Regions from separate parts of the Mus musculus genome. Here region 1 is linked to region 2. Evidence: chromatin loops called from intact Hi-C (ENCODE). Cell type or tissue: left cerebral cortex. All regions are shown on one strand.

Region 1 (2,500 bases), 130 kb after region 2:
GGGGGAGAGAGCATGGGCGCCTTGGCTTTGGTATTCTTATAGTAGTGCCTAAGGTTACTCACTACCTGACCAAGCTTGGGCTGTGGAGATCACCTTTGACCTTCAGCCCAGAGAGTTCCCGCCATTCTGGGCCCTGCCCCCATGGGCCTAGACCTGACCTTAAGTGTCCTTGGCGCCATCTCCCATCCCCAGCCACCATCCAGAGCAGGTGCTGCCCACTGTCCAGGATCGTTGTCATCAGCTGTTGGTTCTTCTGACTGGGTGACCTGCTGGGTAGTTGATAAACTTGGGACCTTCCTTGTCCTGGGACTGGGTACAGGAGAAATCTTGTTCTTGCTGCATGTTTGCTTTCTCTTTCCTGCCCTGGAGAACCCCAGGCACAATCTGCCTCCTGGCCTTTGCTAGGGCTACCCTCCCCCTCCCACCAATTTGCTTGCCCCACCCCCCACCCCCTTTCACCTACTCTGTTCAGCATTGTCTTGCTCTCCCTGGGACTGGACCACTCACATGAAAGCAGGAGCTGGGACCCCTGCCTGGGGCCGAGGCTCAGGGCGCAGCAGAGTGGGTCTCACGTCACCTGAGGGGAAGGGGTAATTGGACCTCTGGCCTTTGCCGGGTGGCTTGCTCTCCAGAATGAGCCCTGGTCTTGATTCTCTAATATAGGGTAATTTAAAAAGAAATCGCACATGCTGGCTTTGCTGGCAAGATGCGCACTAAGGTGACGCTAGTTTAGTTACTATTTAATGGTATTTTTATACCATAACCTACTTTGCTGGGAGCTAAGAATACATCTGCATGCCTGCTGCCGGACTCTGTTCTGGTGACAGTTGCTAACTCTCCGGGGCACCTCTTGTGTTAGCATGCTGGCCCTGTGGTCATGGCTAGTTAGTTTACTGGGGAGATGCTTCAGGGGTACAGAGCAGCTCCACCTCTTAGGAAAGGTCCAGGTGCCCATCAGGGACTTTGTCCTGAAATCTGGTTCTGCTTGTTGGAGCCGATGAAGCTGCCCTGTTCTGGGATTTAGAGGTATTGTCACTCAGCTGGCGGAATCTTGGCTACCTTGTGTTTTCCTCAGACCCCAGGCTCCTGACGACCATGCCTGTCCTCCAGCTAGTGGCTTGTCACACCATCTTTGCCCATTTCCAAACCCAGGGCCCTGTCCACATTCCCTCTGTGGAAATGTCACTTCGTCTCATCACCTCCCCCTGACAACCAACACTCTGACCCCATTTGAGACCAGCAAGATTCAACATTTTATTTTATTCATTAAACAAACTAGGATAATATAGTCTTGTTAATAAAAAAAATCAAGTAATGCAGAAGTATGTGTGGTAAAATGGGACCCTTTGCTCCCCACCCCCACGCAGGAAGCAAGCCTGTCAGTGTAAGGTATGTGTATATGAACAGCCGTGGTACATACACATCGCTATCATGTGTGTGGTTTGAAAACAGGCTCACCATGTGTGTGGCCCTATCATCTGTTTACCTGACACTTCTACACAGCAGCCCCTCATGTCAGAAAGTCAGCCCCCTTGTTCATGTGTGTGTAGGAGCACATGGGGCCAAAGTCAGGGCTCTTCTTCCTCACTCATTCTGAGACAGGATCTCTCACTGCAACTAGACTATTGGGCCAGTAAGCCTCAGGGACCCTCTGGTCTGTCCTGGGGGCTGGTGAGCCCTTCATGGATGGAGCCATCCACTGAGCCCCTCCTGTTGGAAAGCCTTCCTTATGTGCACGAGCTGTGCTTCTTTAGAAGAGAGATGGGTGCACATCCGTTAGCTATCTTTTTAAAAAGGAAAATTGGTAATGGTCCCCTGATATGTGATGGAGCATGAAAGGACCATGTATTGAATTCAGAGCCTGGATGCCTGTTAGGAAGATGGGGCGTGCCAAAGGAGTTGCTTCGCGCTCAGTGCAGCCATGGGCGCTGGGGGGCAAAATGCCCTCATGGAGGTTAGCAAAGTCAAGGTCACTGGGACTAAGGGAGATGAAGTCCCAGGTCTCCCTTGAAGAAGACGAAGAATATAGTATTGTATTTTTTTTTCTTTCTGAGACCACCTACAAGCAGAAGGCTGGAGATTCATGCTAAGCCACCCTGGAACTCAGCAAGTAATTCATTTAGTTGGGAGGACAGAGTGAAGATTCAAGCTCAACCTCTGCCCCTACAAGAACTTCCTTCAACTTGTACCTCTTGATCCAAGCAAGACTGGTGGCCTTTCTAGAAATTTTAAACATACTTCTAAAATTAACTCCACTTTTCTAGGTTCTCTTCGAAAAAAAGAAACCTGTTTTGTCTGATTTGTTCTGCTCTTCTTGAGTCAGGGGCTCATGTGGCCCAGACTGGTCTTGAGCTGGTCTGGAGCTCTTGATCCCCCTGTCTCCACCTCCTGAGTGCTGGACTTGCAAGCCAGCACACCCAGCATCGCTTACAGCTGAAGTCACTTTGTTAGTGGAGAGATGAAGTACAAACGGACTTGGTTTTTCAAGTATTATTGTATG
Region 2 (2,500 bases):
TTGTGTCTTTGGAACAGAGCAATGAACTCTCCTTTGGAATAGTTATGACTTCTTTCAGATAGTCTTGTGTAATCCTCACAGCCATGGGAGAGACGTTTGTGTTGGCCAGGCTGCACTGTGCTTCTTCCTTCCTAGCCTCGGGCCCTGCGTTGTTACCAGTGCTTTGCCTTAAAATAAGCTTTATGGTAATATCTTTAAAACATTATATTTATTTTTGTGTGTATGTTCTTTCCTTACATCGTGTGGGTGCTGGGACTAAGCTTAGGCCACCAGGTTTAGTGACAAGTGCCCTACCAGCTGAGTCATTTTGTGGGCAGATTTTTTTAAGAATTATTTTAACATTTTTCTTATTTTGCTTTTGCTTTGGAGACAGGGTCTTGCTGTGTAGCCTAGGCTGTTTTTAACCTTGTGTGATCCTCCTGCCTCCACCCTCCCAATACTGGAATTGCAGGTGTGTACCATCATGGCTGGCTGCAGCATATATTTTACCTATGTGTAATGATGTAGAGTTCACCCAAAGCTACAGGGACAGTATTTTTGAGGTGACTGAGGGGTATAGTTGAAGGATATCTGCTGTCACCCTGTTGCTATCTCCCTTACTAATAGGCCCCAGTTGCTCTAAGTCTTGTTGTTTCAGCCTGCTGTCAGAAGTCTTCCAGTCTGAGCCTGGCATGGTGGTGGCACAGGAGAGGCTGTGGTGGAAAAATTGCTTGCAAGTTTAAGACCAGTCAGACTGGGCACCACAGTAAAAGTCCACTTAAGGAACGAGGAGAAGAAGAAACAAAGGGAACAGAGAAGTACCTGGGTGCTTGAAACACCCACTTAATTTCCACCTATTTAGGTACAAAAAAAACGTGCTGCTTATGCAAGACTGTAAAGCACATCTTACTTGTATAGGCTTGGGAGCTGTCCATAGTAGACACTTTGTCTTAGTGTCTGTGTTGTAGTTGGTCAGTGACCAATGTCTGTGAGCATGGCTAGTACTTGTGGAAAGAAGGAACATAACAGCTTTCACCGTCTCCTGCCAGTCATCAGCTCTTTTTACATCGTCTGCTTGGTATGTAAGACCTCTTGGCTTCATCCCAGCACTCACAGCCAAGCAAGCTATCAGAGCACCTGCAGTTCAGGCTCTCCACCTGCAGGTGGTGCTGAAGGCATTGGAAAAGTGGCTAGGTCTGGAAATGCAGATGAAAGGCTCTTGACAGCATGTGGCAGCTCTGTTTTTCTTATATAAATCATGAGTAGAGCCCTTTATAAAGGAAGGAAGGGGGAAAAAGTCGTAATAAGAATATCAATTATCACCCAGCCACGGTGTTTCGGGCTGGTTTGGACTCGAGAGGAAACCCTCATCTTCAAAAAGACAAAGACAAAAGAGAAAAACCATAACTGGGTAGACAAAACCAAGATGGCCCCCACCCCCAAACCCACAACAAAACAGTCAAAAGGAGTATCAGTTATCACCTAGATACTAGGTGCTAGGACCAAGTGCGTTTTTTATTCTTGGATGAGTGACCCCATGCTGTTGTGTTGATTTCCCCTGCCTGTGCTAGTAGTAGAGTGGGGCAGTGTGAGGGGAGGGCTTCATGGACTGCATGGCGTATGAGCTGCTTCGCTTACTTGAGTATGGCACTAAAGGAAGCCATCAGTATTAGTGTGTTTTCATAGTTTTGGCAGTGTGTCCTTTGTGCCTAGGTGTTACAGGGACCTAGGCATTTCCTGGGAAGAGAATTGCATCATTTGGAAGAGGTTCCTGACAGTATACCATGTCTTGTGCAGTGCTGGTGTATGCTACATAAGTGCTCCACTAGGCTCTGTTACCAGCGGTTTTTATTGTTGTAATCACCCCCCCCCCCCCACACTTCTCTTTTTTCCTTTTTCTTTTCCTTTGAAAACTGGGTCTGGCTTCAGACTGGCCTCAAGCTCACTGTTTAGCCGAGTATGGTTTGAACTCCTCCTGATCTTACTGCTTTTACCTCCTAGCGGTATAGCCATGTGCGCTGTGGCTGGTCGACCTCAGTCTTCTTTCTGATTTGTCATATTGATGAGCTTCTTGGCTCCTTGCTTATCAGTCTGTTAAGCCTCATTAGTGACTGCTCGGCCCTCGTGACCTGACCGTCTCCCAGGGAGCCCAGCTGCAGTTAAGCCTCACCTTGGAGGACGGCTTCAGCATAGGTGTTTCAGGAGAACGTTGACATTGATTCTGTAGCACTGATGCCTTGGTGGCGTTTGTGTCATTGATGCTTCTTAGGCAGGCTGTCAGACCAAGGCCTTTGTCAGAGGCAGTCTGAGTGCACTCACTACCTGGAAAATCTGGTCTTTTGGTTTAGTTTTATATAGTTCTCCATTTGGTGGTTTAGGCCTTTCTCAGGTGTCCATCATTGGTAGTTCCTTGGTCAAGTCATGGTGGCGTAGTCAGAAGTCACTCCATGTAGGTTGTCATGAGGATTGAAGACAGTGAATGCTGAAGACCCACCCACTTAGCATGGTTCCTGGTAGGGTG

What was found. Peaks named below come from ENCODE experiments on the same cell type or tissue, not always from the same donor. Only the 100,000 strongest peaks of a DNase experiment are listed, where the experiment ranks them.
Region 1: it touches region 2 in a loop (2.8-fold over the local background); 5 of 42 quality-filtered maps call a loop at or near these places.

The regions. Positions count from the first base shown.
Region 1 is chr11:6,059,744-6,062,243 of GRCm38, reverse strand. The region is part of intron 1 of Camk2b (calcium/calmodulin-dependent protein kinase II, beta); the gene reads left to right. Among named protein-coding and RNA genes, the nearest start is that of Camk2b, 4.8 kb to the left of the region's middle. In left cerebral cortex, no CTCF peak of the experiment used is centred here; DNase peaks (open chromatin) are centred at 714 and 1,349.
Region 2 is chr11:6,186,640-6,189,139 of GRCm38, reverse strand. The region is part of intron 2 of Nudcd3 (NudC domain containing 3); the gene reads left to right. Among named protein-coding and RNA genes, the nearest start is that of Nudcd3, 13 kb to the left of the region's middle. In left cerebral cortex, a CTCF peak has its summit at 1,127 (motif pointing right); DNase peaks (open chromatin) are centred at 169 and 1,125; H3K27ac peaks cover 1,546 bases.